3 separate regions of the Mus musculus genome follow, and regions 1 and 2 are each linked to region 3. Evidence: chromatin loops called from intact Hi-C (ENCODE). Cell type or tissue: left cerebral cortex. All regions are shown on one strand.

Region 1 (5,000 bases), 79 kb before region 3:
TGTGTTTTCCTTTGTGTTGGTTTTAAGACCAGAGTATCACTATGTAGTTCAGGCTGGCCTCAAACTCACAGGGATTCACTTTCTTCTGCCTCCTGAGTGCTTGGAATATGCGCATGCGCCACCACGGTCTGCTAGCTTTCCTGGCTTTGCTTATTACTTCTCTGCCTCCTTTAAGAAATCAGGAAACAGTTGACTCATGGGGAGCCCATCTGTCCCCATGAAAACATGGAGGAAGTTCTGGGCTTTCAGAAAGTCTGAGGATTCCTTCCTTCTTGTCCTTTCTCTCCCAGGCACTGCCCAGCCTGAGTCAGAGCTCTGCCTTGAATGCTCAGATGGCGAACGTCATTGCCCTCCATTCAGGAATGAGGGCCTCAAGGAAAGTGAAGAGGAAACAGGAGACTATCAATGCTGTACAAAAAGAAGGGGAAGACGGGGGCTCAGTGTGCAGTGGCTTTAAATTTCCGTTTCTTGTCTCTGCGTGGTCTCCGAAGCTTTTTACTACCCAGATCTTTCCAAAAATGTAGAGAGGCCAAACATGCAGGAGTTGTCCATTTCATCAATTGTCATTGATGGATGAGAATTGTCCTACCAAACTGTCTATGAGTCATTCAAGACGTAAGGGTTTAAACACTAATGAGCTCCTGGCCTAATTGGGTAGCACCTGTTCCTCCAGCAGGAACTAGGATGCTTTGTGTGATAAAGGCAAGCTCAGCTGGACGAGGGCTGTACCTTTCTTGGGAAGTTCTTTCTGCATCCTGGGATCTTTTCTTCAAATCTCCTCTGTTTTCAGAAACTCCCTAGAAAATAACTAGGCAGAGATGCTAAAATCACAAGGTTACTTTGTGATTTTGACTAAGATGAAGCTTTTCTTTGAACAATTTAAGCGAGGCACAAACTTTTAGTTAAAAGAAAGGCAGACTCTTGGATGTGATCCTGTTGGTTTTCTTGCTTCTATTTGTTCTGATGTTTCTAATGTGGTGATGTGTCTCCAAATCTAAGGACCATCTGGGTATGGTGGCATAGGCTTTCTAAGACCCTGGCATGGTGGCATAGGCTATCTAAGACCTTGGCATGGTGGCATAGGCTATCTAAGAACTGGACATTGTAGCCTGCCTGCAATCTCAGCTCTGAGGAAGTTGAGACAGGAAGATTGCAATTCAAAGCCAGTCTGGGCTACATATCAAACCTTATTTCAAAAATAGATAAACAGGGTTGGGCCTGTTGGTGCACCCCATTAGTCCCAGGACTGAGGAAGCAGAGGCAGATGGATCTCTGAGTTTGAGTTAAGCCTAGTCTATAGAGTGAGCTCCAGGACAGCCAGGGATACACAGAGAAACCCTGTCTAGAAAAAAATGAAACAAGCAAACAAAGTCATGGAGATAAATAGGTCCTGAAGAGACTCTTCAGTGCTTAAGAACATTTGCTGCTCTTGTAGAGGGTCTGGATTTGGCTCCCAGTCTCTACATGATGGTGCACAATCATCTGTAACTCCAGTTCCAGGAGACTCAATGACATTTTCTGACTTCCATAGTGACCAGGAGTGCATGTGATGCACATACATATATACATACATACATACATACATACATACATACATACATCATGTATATATACATGCATACAAAAATTATACATATAAAATTAAATTGAAAAAATTAAAAATTAATTAATAAGATGTGATAGTTGCCTGACTTCTAAGAACTACTAAGGACAGTGAAGTTCCCAACTTGACACTAGGGATAGTCTGAGAGTCTGGGGTGAGTAAAAGTTAAAGGGGTTGCCAGGCTGTGCACAGAGATGCTGAACCATGCCTTTGACTAAACAGAGAGGTTCTGCAGGTCTTCATGGACTGTGGGAGAGTCAAGCTATTTACCAAAGATCGAAGTAGCAAAAGCCTCCATAGGTTATTATAGCCACGCAAGTCCTTCATGTGTGCATATGATCACCAACTGCAAAACACAAAAGGAAAGCAAATTTCAAGTTCAGACTATTTAAAGCTATGGACAGCTTGTCTTCCTTTGATTCCCTATGAGTCATATAAAATTTAAACTCACTTTGTCACTGGTTTTACTGCCATATCTCAGAAATCATTGCCAAGATCAATGTCATGTATGAGGACAGCTCCACTCTTTAAAACATTTTAGCTGTGTTTATTTTATCTTCTGTGTCTGACTATTTTGCATGCATGGATGTCTCTGTACCATGTGCATGTCTAGTGCCCCCAGAGGTCACAGAGAGCATTCGATTCCCTGGAACTGCAGTTATAGATGGTCGCAAACCACCATGTAGGTACTGGGACCTGAACTCAGGTCCTTCTGCAAGAGCAAGCAGTGCTCCTAAACCTCAGAGCCATCTCTCTGGCCCCTCAGCTTCACTCTGTTACATGTGGGTGTCTACTTTTTCCCAAACAGTATCTGTTGAAGAAATTGCATTTGTCCATTAAGGGTCTTGGTGTCCTTGTCAAAGGTGACTTGCATATATATGTGGGAGTTTAATTTTAGATACTGCATAGCACTGTCTTGGTTTATTAATCTGTGTTTATTTATAACAATACCACATTTTGGGGACTGAACTGAGAGCTTTTAGCATGAGACACATTCTCCCACTGAGCTATAACTCTATCCCCAGTATCTCACCCTTTTGATCTCTCTAGTTCTGGGATATGTTTTTGGATTCAGAACTAATTCCTGAATACTAGTCCTCGCCATCTGTATTTTCCCCAAATTGCTTAGGCTATCTGTTGACTCTTGGGATTTCATGATGAGATTTTCTGTTTCTGTGAGAAATATATTTAGATCCTTAGAGTTTTGATGGTGATTGCTTTGACAGTATACACCTTTTAATAAATGCAGTGGAGTCTCACACACACACACACACACACACACATACACACACACACACACACACATACACACACACACACACATACACACACACACACACACACATACACACACACACACACACATACACACACACACACACACACGTAATGGAATCTCCCAAGGCAGCAGACAAGAGCTTACAGCAGAAGTCTGCAGAATGTTTTTTCATCAATTTTGTTGTAAAATAAAATTACTATAGTGGAAATTTACACAGATAGCTTCAGTGGACCCAGTAGAAAAGATGAGACAACGGTTGCTCTACGATCACGCTCTTGCTAATAACAACAACAGTTACTATCGTAATATCATGTCACTTGCTTGCTTTTTATGTTATAGAAAACATTTATATCCACTTGCTTCATGTTACTGTGGGCCAAAGCAGCATTTCCCAAAGTTACAGTCCCTCAAAAAATTAATTCCTCAGAACAAGGGGGTTTTGATTGAACAATCTGGGAAACATTCCAAACCCCAGCCCGTAGCCTGCACTTAAAGACTCGTTATTAAAGGCTCTGAGAAGCAATGTGGCACAGATGTGAAAAATTAGTTCAATGTTGTATAAACCAGTGTATACCAAACGTTTACAGACAGCGACAATTATTTTTAGCAAACCTTATGACTAAAGACACCAAGAGTATAACATTTTAAATAAATAGCATCTAGAGACTGGATGGTAAGTTCCAAGATGATTCAAAGTGAGGCAGATCTGAGGGGAACAGATTGTCCCTTTTGCATCTGTTATATGCTGGAAGTGAGATTCGGCAGGCATAGAGACCACGATGGACTGGCAGAAAGAGAGACTGGGCAATTCCTTTTCTAAACTCTTTGCATCTTCTCTGGAAAATGATGCGTTATCTCAAAGGTTACCGTGGCCTTGCAAGAAAGAAGTCAAAGGTTCTGACGGGGAACATGCCAGACGGGCTCTGTGATGTGCGATCTGCTCAACTGCCTGTAAACATGAGGATGACTTTGTAACATTTCCCTAGGACAGAAGTCAGAAATTAATCACCTTTCCTCCAGCATGCTTAATCACAATTAGTTGTTTATGCATTTTTCTCTTTGACCATGATGTAGCCTTCCTCCTAATTTCTTTTATTTCTAACAAATGGCATCTTCCAAAACATTATAAGAGTTCAAAACCCTTTAAACAATGTATTATTTATCTTTCTGGCCACACAGATTCCTTTAGAGTCATTACAATCCATCAACGGTGCATTTGCAGACTTAATAATAAGCAGATTTGGTTTTCAGGAGACTGAGGCAGCTGTAAAGGGCAAACCCATTAGGGTCTTTCATATCTATTATCAGAGTGCGGGGGTGAGGTACTGACTTCAGCCAACCCAGAGCTCATAGGCCTGAAGCTTATACAATCCTGGAGGCCCTTTTTCAGAAAAATGATTTAAATTAGTAAGAAGAAATACTAAATGTTCACTTAGGATCATAAGATAAATCACCACCAAAAGAAAATGTTGGAAACTGGCAAATTTTTAAAAAGGTCCTTAAAATTCTAGAAAAACAAACTAACAACAACAACAACAAAAACCTGTTTACTGTCCAGTTATCTTATCCTCTATAATACAACTATGAGTCTGCCAACTATTTGATGACACAGCCATAAGACAATGATTCTTTATACACCAAGACCAGAAGGAGCGAGTACTTCTTAGAGTCCTACTGCAAAAGGTTTCCTTCCGGACCCACCGCTCACTGATGGTCTGGTCGCATTACCATGTTTATGGAAACGGCTTTCAATAGTCTTTTACAGATGAGCTAGGAGATCTCAAGGCCACTCAGGGTTTGGCTGATTTTCAGGGAGTCATCTTGTTTTATTTTATTGTTTTTGCTCTTTTTTTTTTAATACTACTCTTTGAGTTTTAGAAATTATAATATAATTACATCATTTCTTCCCTTCCTTTTTCTCCCTCCAATCCCTCCCATGTACCCCTATGCTTTCAAATTCATGACCTCCTCTTCTTTAATTGTTTTACATACACAATACACACACACACACACACACACACACACACACATGTAGATTCCTAAATACATGAATATAAGCAGCCCACACTGTGTAATATCACCTGTACATGTATGTTCTCAGGGCTGAACACTAAGTGT
Region 2 (5,000 bases), 61 kb after region 3:
CATGGATCAGGCCCTGGGTCCCAAGATCTAGTAGTGAAGAGTAAGGAGGAAAAGAGGGAGGAAAGAGAACCTACTGAAAAACAAAAACAAAAACAAAAAACAAAAAAAACCAAAACCTCTATAAATCCTACCTTATTGTTGGTTGAGGGTTATCTATATCTGTCTGTCTGTCTTTGCAGAGATCACAGTATGCAGTCTAAGACGGCTTTGTGATAAGGGATTTTATATATAATTCACAGTAACTCTCAGTTCACGATTTAAGAAGTTAGAATGAGCAATAGGATTGGAAAAGATTCAGCAATACTTTAGTCTTGAAAAATGGAGTCAAAGCATAGTTCATGACCCTTCAGAAGTAGGGGAGTTGGCTTCTAACCCTGGTGGCTTCTTGCACTGTGGTTTGTGTGACATGTATGTAAAGCAAGATGAGAGGCCTCATGGAGACGGAGCCAGGTCAGGAGGAATTAGTAACTGACTCAGCTTTGGAGTTAATTGTAGTAATAAGTAGCCAAACAGTATTTGTATTGAGGCCTCAGCGTTGATTGACTATAAAATGTGTGTCTAGAAGGATGCCCACAGTGTTCTTTGCTCTCTGGTAGTTATATGATTGTGCAAATATTGGTGATCGGGCATCTTTGAGAATAGTCAGATCTCTTTAATTCTAAGTTCTGACTTCAACCATGTATCTACTCTTAAAAAAAAAATGCCCTGAGCCTAAGGGAGATGGCTCAGAAGATAATGTACTCCTGAGTGAGAACTGAATTTGAATCCTCGAATCCACACAGGATGAGGCAGGTAGGCACAGCAGCTCACCTGCAATCTAATCTCAGCGTTCAGAGGCAGAGGCAGGGGATCCCTAGAATAAGCTGGCTAGTTAGACTAGCAAATCAGCAAGCTCTGGATTAAAGTGAGATGCTTCAGTATGTAAGGTGGAGAAGGTTCGAAGAAAACACTCAGCAACACCTCCCAGTCTTAGCACACACACATGTGCCCACATACATACACATATGCATGCATGCATGCACATATGTGCACATACATGCACAGTGTCCCCATACGTACAGTGCAAAAAATAAACTTAAAGAATACTTGCCCTGGGTCACCCACATGTCTTGGCGTTGAGTTGCCTTTGTAGTCTTCCCATGGGCCGCAGATAGGGAGAAGAGTTTATAGTAATATACAAGGAACTCTTAGGGGTATGATGGCTGCCTCTAGCCCAGATCTGAGTCCCTGTAAAATGTCTGTTCTTATGACCAAGGACAAACAAAGGACAAAGGAGAGCAGTTTGGTGAGGGAGCACTCAGTGGCCTGTTATGTCCAAAGGGGGTGCGAGCAGACAGCAAGACCATGAGCTTTGCCCTCTGGGGTTGGCAGACGGGAGCATGAGCATATACGTTCACTGTTTTCCCTGCTCTGTTCAGATTTAACTGAAAAAAAGATGTTGCGTTTTCTGTTCCTTTTAACATTGAGTTTCTTCTGGCATTCCCAGGCACTGAAATCGGAGGGAGGAGGGGGGCAGTGTTTTGTTCAGTTGGAAAGTGCTCTTCAAACATAACAGCAGTTAGACTCTGTTGGATGGAGAGTGGCATGCTGAAGGACTTGCAGAAACCTCTAGCTTGGAATCCGTAGGTTCCTGAGCAGCAGTAAGCTTCCTTCCTTTTGTACCCTCACAGTGTAAACAAATAAAAGGAGAGTAAAATGTCAGAGATGATGTCCTAGTGAGCTTTCATCGTCAGCTTGACACAGTCTAGAGTCATCTGAGTTGATTGAGGAAGTGCCTACATTAGGTTGGTCGGTGAGCATGCATGTCTGTAAGACATCCTCTTGGTTAGTAATTAATGCAGGAGGGTGCAGCTCACTGTGGGCCGTTCTGTTCTGCACACAGATCCTGGGCTGCAAACAGCATTCCACCACGGTTTTTCGTTTCAAACACTCACCTTGGGTCCCTGCCCTGGCTTCCTGAATGATGATTGTGACTTGGAATTGTCAGATGAAACCACTTGTTTCTCATAGCAATCAAGTGAGACCAAGACAGAGGGTTTCTTTACTAGGCTGTAAGAAAGGATCCAGGTGAAGGAGAATGTTGCACCCTCAAATAATATAAACTCGGTGCTTGATGCCACCCCACTCCTCCATCACATGCCTGGTAACTGTGTGAGGGCTGCTCAGACAGGTGTTGTGAAATAAAGAGAGCTCGAGGGACTGAAGAGATGGCTCGACTGTCTGTGCTTTGAGGCCTTTACCCTTCTGGAGACTGGACTCAGAAATTTAAACCTTGATTTATAATAAGGAAAGAGTTTAGAACATGTGTCGAAGATGGGCTTTTTATACTCTCTGCAGAAGTCTATTAAGCAACAAGGTATGTTTGACTCTGATTTTAGAGGGCAATCAGAGGGGTGTGGCTTTGACATGGAAAGAATTAAAGCAAGAAAACCCTGCCAAGGTCTGAGTTACAAACCAGGTGCCTGTCTTTGAAAACAAAACAAAACAAAACAAAACAAAACAAAACAAAACAAAGCAGCAGTAACTTAAAATGCTATGTTGGAGGCTGCATGGACTTGCCATCTGTCTTTCTTGTGGATGCTAGCATTGAGTGTTTATGCATTTCTGAGACTTGTGTCTAGGAAAACATACTAAGGGACGTCTCAGGGTGTATTTCTTTAAAACTGAAGCATAAAGAGCCACGCATGCATTAGAACCTGGTCCAGAAAATGTGGGTGGTAAGTGGGACAGCAGTTCTGTGAATGAAATTTTCTGAAAAGCTAATTTGGGTGACCAGCACCCAAATTAAAACATAGAGCATCTTAAATACGCCTTTGTGGTCATTTGGATCTCTGCCAACCTTTCCAATCTGAGATCAATGCATTATTATCGTCATTGTTATTAATTACTGATACTGGGGATTGAGCTCGAGACATTGAACATGCTAAGCATGCATCTTCCACTGCACTATACCACCGACAGCTACACTCCGATTATTTGCGTTGAAACAGTAAATGTTGATACAAACGAGACAACCAGCAGAGTCCTCTTTGAACACATCTCATAGAGCATTTTCCAAATCTTGCAGTCTCCCAGACATAGCAAGCCTAAGTATCTCTCTGTCCTTTTGAGAGGGGAAAGGGCCATAGAACCATGGGTGTAATGCATTACACCCATGTTAGCCACAGTAACACTCTTCCTAAGCTGACTGGGCACACAGCCACTAAGTCCAAAAAGAATTGTAAGAATGCACTGGCCCTTTAAGATGAGCTGTTTATAGCACAGTGTCTGCTGCCAACTCCTCACCTCCCCTGTGGAGACAGATGGCTCTAAGCAAATTTGAAATAGGTAGTGTAGCATTTCTGTCTCAGGAGACAGGATGTGAAGGACCTCTATAGCATGCCTGTAAAGACAAATTTGGGAGCCAAGAGCAGTCTGGCCTTCCTTATAATATGGAGTGCTATTTTGGTAATTTCACAAGAGCATGCCCTTTCAAGTACACTCATAAGCACATTTAGCTTTGATTTGTACACACTAATACTTACTGTGAAGCAACTGAGCATGGGGAGCTAAGATCACCCAGAGCCCTCTCCCAAGCCTTCCCTTCTGCCGTCCTTATCCTACACTGAGCCTAAAAGAAATGTCTTTGACAGAGAAGCGCTGCATGCTCTGATTCCACCCATTTCCCTTTCACAGAAGCTCAAGGCTCTTTTCCAGAACTTACCTTGAACGACTTCTATCCAAACATTTTCTTTTAAAGGTTAAACACAGCAAAACATTTTTTTTTTTAAAAATGGTTTTCACTATACAGCTCAGGCTGGTCTTAAACTCAGAATCTGCCTAGCTCCGCCTGCCAAATGCTAGGATTATTCGGTGTACAGCACTGCGCCAGGCCTTGTGGTCTCTACTGCAGTAGACTCCTATGGCTTCTCGAAGGAATCCTTCTGCACGAGGTCCCTCACCTAAATCCTCACTTAATTATGTTTGCCAATGATACTGCATAGCTAAGCCTCACCCAGTGTAGTTTTCACTGCCAAGAATCATTTGGGGCCAAAGTTATTTTGTGGTTTGTCCTCGTTACACGGCCCATAGACCTTGGTGTTGCGGATGGTCTCTCAGCAACACATCTGTAGTCTTTCTCCGAGGAGCTGCACACAAATAATGGGAGCCCCCTTCCCTCTAGGCTGGCAGTTAACAGACTTGATAGGAAGATGAAGTAGACGTGGTAAGATTGTTGCCCACGCCAGACTGGCTTTCTGATTTCACTGTTGCAAACTCCTAAGCATTAGTCAGAACTATAATCAAACATAATGGCAAAAGCTCCTACCACACAAAATAGGCAGTGGTCCCCAGTCTTTGTTCTTAATGTGTTTTAGGGATGCCTTTTCCAGCTGTAACTGGAGCTGCCCCCCAGTACCTCTTCAGATGTGTTCGAACAGCCTTCTGCTCAGCTTCAGGCCTCCTAATAGCTCACAGGCAGTATTAGTTATGAGAAGTGCTATGTTACCTAAAAATACATGAAATTTAAAATCTCTAAGTGTTCCCGAACTATTGATTAACTGTGTCAAATAACAATGGACTTCTCTATAAGCCACCCGGCTTATTTGCAGTGGTAAGAGTTCTGCCCCAAGCTTTCCTTAGCCTTCTCCTATGTGTGTATGTGAGTGTCTGTACTAATGTGTATATGCACAGTGTCAAATGGATATATGTGTATACACAGATAGTTCAATTGAGGTTATGCAATTTTATTTATTCATTTGTGCGTGTGTGTGTGTGTGTGTGTGTGTGTGTGTGTGTGTGTGTGGTGTGTTAGCATGTGACGTCAAAGGACAATGTTGTGGAGTTGCTTTTCTCTTCTGCCACCTTGTGGGATTTGGGAATTGAACTCAGATTATCAGACTCTTTTGCAAATGCTAGCCTAGTGGTTCTCAGCCTATGGGACTCGACCCCTTCGGAGGTTGAGTGACCCTTTCACAAGGGTTGGCTAAGACCATCAGAAAACACAGATATTCACATTATAG
Region 3 (5,000 bases):
TGACACTTCCAAGCTTCTCTCCAGACTGCAAGGGCACATTTTCACTGTGTGCTCCTTTTTAGAAGCTATACAAAAAAAGGACAAAGACTTAGGGTGTGGTCCCAGGGCAGGGCACAAGGAAGCCATTGGATGAAGGCAGCTCAAGTCATTGAGTTAGCCACTAGCCATACAGTGGGACCCGTATAACAGAGAGAAATAAATATCTGTCTTCTTAGAACCACTGTCTTTTGGAGTCTGCTCATTATAGCAACTTAGGCAAACCCCTAACTAATATATCCAATACTGATTCCTTCAACATATGTCACTGTCTGCACATGGTATTACATACCTGGAATCTAGAACTTGCCAGGCAGAGGCAGACATATTTGAGAATCTGAAGACATTTGAGGCTATATCACAAAGCCATGTCTTTAAAAAATAAAATACAAAGGGCCAGAGAGATGGCTCTGTGGATAGGAGCACTTGCTGTGAGTGCATGAGGACCGAAGGATGTGGCAATGTGGCATTTGTAGCCCCAGCAACTGTGGAGGGCAGAGCCAGCCTAGCTCCAGGTTCTGTGAGAGAGCCTGCGTCAATGGAAGGAGACATAGGATGTAGAGCAGGACCTTTGTCACAGTGCATATTGCTGTAACTGGCTCGTGATGCCTCTGAAGATTTTCACAACAGTCTCTTAAGAAAGACAATAAATGAAGACTAGTGTCTCATCATAGAAGGAAACAAAAACCACGGTGACTTATCTCAGGGTTCATGAGTCACTAAAAACTTGAGTCAAAGACCTGAAAGAAATCTAATTTGGTACCACATTAAGTATGACATATTTTGACATATTTTTAGGTTTCTCTCTCTCTCTCTCTCTCTCTCTCTCTCTGTCTCTCTCTCTCTCTCTCTCTTTCTGAAATAGAAAGGTTGGAGCGACCCATTTAGGAGACATGCAATTCAAGGGTCTTCCTGGGAGAACATATTCTTTAAATGTATAAAGGCTCAGGTTGGGAGCTACTGTAATGTCAGCTGTTAAAATCAAACTTTGGGGGTGGGAGAGGACTGAAATGCTGGCTCAGCAGTTAAGAGCACTGGCTGATCTTCCAGAGGTCCTAAGTTCAACTCCAGCAACCATATGGTGGCTCACAACCATCTGTAATGGGATCTGATGCCCACTTCTGGTGTGCTCATACACATAAAAATAAATAAATAAATCTTTAAAAACAAAAATCACTACAGCACTAGGGGTGGAGGCAACTGCCTTTTCAGCCACACATGACTGAGTATGACATAGGGCTGCATTTTCCTCTGGAAGAGGAAAGAAAATAGAATCTCTGAACAAGCCACTGCTGACTTAGCGACCTTGACATGTTCTCCAGATAGGACTAAGGAACAAGGGAGTCAGAAAACTGGAATGAGAGGGGACCAGATCATCTTCACGTATCAGGAACCGAAGACTTCCCAGCCTAGAAGGACAACTGGATAAGCAAGGGTGGTGGCAGGTGTTCATGCACGGTCCTTTATTCCGCCAAATAGCAGGCTTTAAAAGGGCGGCCAGGAAACCCCCCCCCCCCCCCCCGCAGCCTTCTGTTCCCAACTAAGGATTGGATTATAGTTTTGCTGCAGGCCAATCACCTGGCCCTCGTTTAACTGTTGCTTCTCACTCCCTGCAATGAGGTACAGAGGTCATCTTAGGATCTCAGAGACCCGGAAGGGAGGTTTAGGAAAGCTCAGGAAAAACCATCTGCAGGACGTTTCCTTTGCTCTTCTAAGCAGTGGCTGGCGCCTGGTAGTCGCTCAGTACCTTGTTCCCTTTGGGTCTAAAGTCTTCCCAAGGCCAAAAGGGAGGAGGTATGTGGGAGGGAGGGAGAAAGAGAGGAAGAGAGAGAGAGAGAGAGAGAGAGAGAGAGAGAGAGAGAGAGAGAGAGAGAGAGAGAGAGAGAGACCACACACACACACACACACACACACAGCGGGTAGGAGAGAGAAAGAGATTTCTATTTTTCCATAAAATCACCCGGGTTGACTCTCCGCATTTCTGCTATTCTTTCTCAAATTTGAATGAGGTGACTGGCCTGTGAGAAGGAAACATTTCAGGAAGTTTAGAAATCACTGAGAATTCTCCCTAGGAACCAGACTCCCTGGGAATTAAGTCTTTCAGAAAACAAGCAAAGGTTGGGGCAGGGAGCTGGGATGTGGGGGACACATGTGTAGTGGCGACCAGTTTCACCTTGAACTCCAGATTTGAAAGGAGGGTCACAAAGCGTCCAGGCTTCCGGCAGCACTTGGAAGGATGCGCGGGAGTGGGGATGGCGCATAGGTCATGCACGTGGACCCGTCCACGCAGTTGCAAGCACACTCTCCAGCAGGCAGGTAAGGGGCTGGGGCCGCCCGGTTGGCTAGGAAGGGGACGGTGACGTGTGCAAGGTGGTGGCGGACACCTGGGCTTGCCCGCGTGTAGGGCGGGCGCTAGGACCCGGGTGGCGCACCTGTTGGCTGGCACCGCGCCCCGCCCGTCCTGCGCTGGGAGCATCGGGCTGCGGAACGCGAGGCCAGGGCGCACGCTGAGGACACGGACGCGCGTGGCTGCGGGTCGGAGGAACGGGGTCACGGCTCACCATGGCCGAACTGCTGCGGAGCCTGCGGGATTCACAGCTCGTGGCGCGCTTCCAGCGCCGCTGCGGGCTCTTCCCAGCGCGGGAGGTCAGTCCTAGGGAGAAGGGCCTTTCGAAGTGGGCGACAGGGGTCCCGGAGGTCTCTCATCTCTCCGACAACCGGGATTCGGTGTCTGCCGTTGGGGAGGAGGGCGACGGCCGCCTGCTTACCTGCGGCTCCGGGTGACTCCTAGATGGGGATTGGAGGGCTCCAACCGCCGCCACCCGGCTTCCATCCTAGGAAGGGCACGGCGGGGAACAGTCACCCGATGCCACCCTTTCTCGCTGCAGGTGGCAGTCAGTCACTTCTTTTCAGACACCACCTTTGCATGCATCCGCGGAAAGACTTTCTACTTTAATTACTTTAGTGAGTAAGTTCGTTAGATTCCACCCAAAGTGTGAGAGTTACGTAACTGAAAAGAGGAGCGGGGATGTCCTTGGCACTTCCCTGGGACACAGCCTGAGAACTCCTCAAAGTCCTTAGGTTGCTGCCGCATCCCCCCTTCCTACTCCGTGCAGACATCCCAGTCGCGCGCTTTGCTTTGCTGAACACCCGCCCTGGACTCCTCTGGGAATTCACAGCCCCGCCCCCCAGCTAACCTAACCTCAGAGATGGGAGTTCAACACTGTCTCCCTCCCGACGTCCCCCTAGTTTTGGAGGCACTGGTTGGTCTTTTATGATTGGCTCTTACGGCCTTTTCGGTAGATGCTTTGCATCCGGAGCAAGGTTATACAACCCTACTGCAGCTTTGCGTTATGAGGTGCACAGGGACTCCTCCAGGCTGAAAGGACCAGGCAGGCGGCAGATGGCAGCTAGGAAAGCTTGTCTCCCTTGGGCACCACCAGCAGCTGCCCTTTCCCTCGGCTTAAGTAGAAAATAACAAACCAGGACAGAAGCAATTCTACTCCGCCTCCCCCACCCCCCTTCTTCAGTGTTTTATTCTTTCTGAGAGATTCTGGTGACTGGAAGGTGACACGTCCTTATATATAGATAACTACTTAAGAACCTGGCGCTTGTGTAGGACAGAATAATAGAGGCATCAAATTACAGAATTCATTTGAAAAGTGGCAGTAGGCTAGTTGTGTATTCTCAGCTAGAGAAATTCTTCAAAATATTTTCACTTTATAGTTACTTCACGGCATGCTGATAGCTTTGAGATTAATTCAAGACATCTCTCTTTGCCAGAGCCTTGCCTCAAAAGGTGCTAGCACATAAGCCCAATGCCCCACCCCCACGGGAAGCGTTTTCCTGTACAGGCGCTCTGTTTAGGCTCAGGACCAGCGCGGGGGTGGGGGTGGGGGGCTGCACTCTATCCGACTTGTCTCCCCTGTACCTGCTCTTCCTCATTCAGGACTGAATTTTTCCACTAATGTTTCTTAAATTGTTTTTACACAATCCCCTTGATTACTTGCCTGCACATTCTGGGGAAGGCTTCTTCCTTCTTGTAGTCCCAGATAGTCTGGGGAATCAAGGAGTGGGGTTCTCGTTCCCAGCGCTTGGATTACTGAAGTCCATGAAATAAGTAAAAGAAAACTGAAAGTTCAGGATATTAAATCCCTGTAGTAGCCATAACAGGAAAAAAATTAACTCAAGACCTTTTGATAAGGGAAGGGTTCATGAGGTTTTTTTTGTTTTTAGGTTCATTTTAAAAGATGTGGAAAGGTTAATCCTTAACAAACACATGGAACGTTCCCCCTGAGAAGTAATTGCATCCCTGCCCCCAGATAACTCACAGGGCTTCAAGGGGGCCACTGGGATAACTCTGCCCACAGCCCTGTTTTCTTTCTCCCTTGGTTTTTACAAACCAGGTGGTGGCTGAACAGCCCTTCCAGTGTTTTTTGTTTGTTTGTTTGTTTTTGTTTTTTGTTTTCTTGGGGTTTTTTGTTGTTGTTTGTTTTTTAACTGTATGGATCTGTAGCCCAGGCTAGCCTTGAACTGATAAAACTGCCTGAGCCTCCCAAGGGCTGGGGTTTTAGGTATGTACTGTCAAAGCAGACACCCTTCAACTTTCGAAGGCAAGCTCCTCGACATGCCCTTTGCTGTCTTGGGGCTCTTTCTGGTTCTGGGAATTCTCCTGCTTCTTGAGGGTTGTTGGCTGTAGAATGGCCTACACTGTGTAACTGTGCCTTTGTGTGGGGAATCTGATGGACGCCCAGCTTCCTCCTGTAGATGAAATCTCCAACATTGTAAGAGGTTTGTTCTGCTCATATTCTTCCCTTGGACTTTCACCCACTTGAAGCTCTGTGAATTTTGTGGCTATCTAAGCATAGATTACAGTAGAAAAAAAAATCAATAGCTTTTAAGGTTTTAAACAGAGTCTGCTGAAGATCAAATTAAAATATCAAGTGATTTTTTTTTCTTTCCTA

Evidence for each region. A loop is a pair of places that touch in the nucleus more often than their neighbours do. Peaks named below come from ENCODE experiments on the same cell type or tissue, not always from the same donor. Only the 100,000 strongest peaks of a DNase experiment are listed, where the experiment ranks them.
Region 1: it touches region 3 in a loop (3-fold over the local background); 2 of 42 quality-filtered maps call a loop at or near these places.
Region 2: it touches region 3 in a loop (2.6-fold over the local background); 2 of 42 quality-filtered maps call a loop at or near these places.

The regions. Positions count from the first base shown.
Region 1 is chr1:78,228,747-78,233,746 of GRCm38, forward strand. No RefSeq gene overlaps it. Among named protein-coding and RNA genes, the nearest start is that of Gm2102, 13 kb to the left of the region's middle. In left cerebral cortex, a CTCF peak has its summit at 2,233; DNase peaks (open chromatin) are centred at 194, 2,133 and 3,585.
Region 2 is chr1:78,368,538-78,373,537 of GRCm38, forward strand. All of the region lies in intron 2 of Sgpp2 (sphingosine-1-phosphate phosphatase 2), which reads left to right. Among named protein-coding and RNA genes, the nearest start is that of Gm51634, 14 kb to the left of the region's middle. In left cerebral cortex, no CTCF peak of the experiment used is centred here; DNase peaks (open chromatin) are centred at 2,739 and 3,265; H3K27ac peaks cover 1,084 bases.
Region 3 is chr1:78,307,821-78,312,820 of GRCm38, forward strand. Sgpp2 (sphingosine-1-phosphate phosphatase 2) reads left to right here and starts at 2,526. Exons shown (of 5, transcript NM_001004173.2): 1 at 2,526-2,682. The coding sequence starts at 2,599. In left cerebral cortex, a CTCF peak has its summit at 2,895; DNase peaks (open chromatin) are centred at 2,525, 3,214 and 3,831; H3K4me3 peaks cover 1,933 bases; H3K27ac peaks cover 1,475 bases.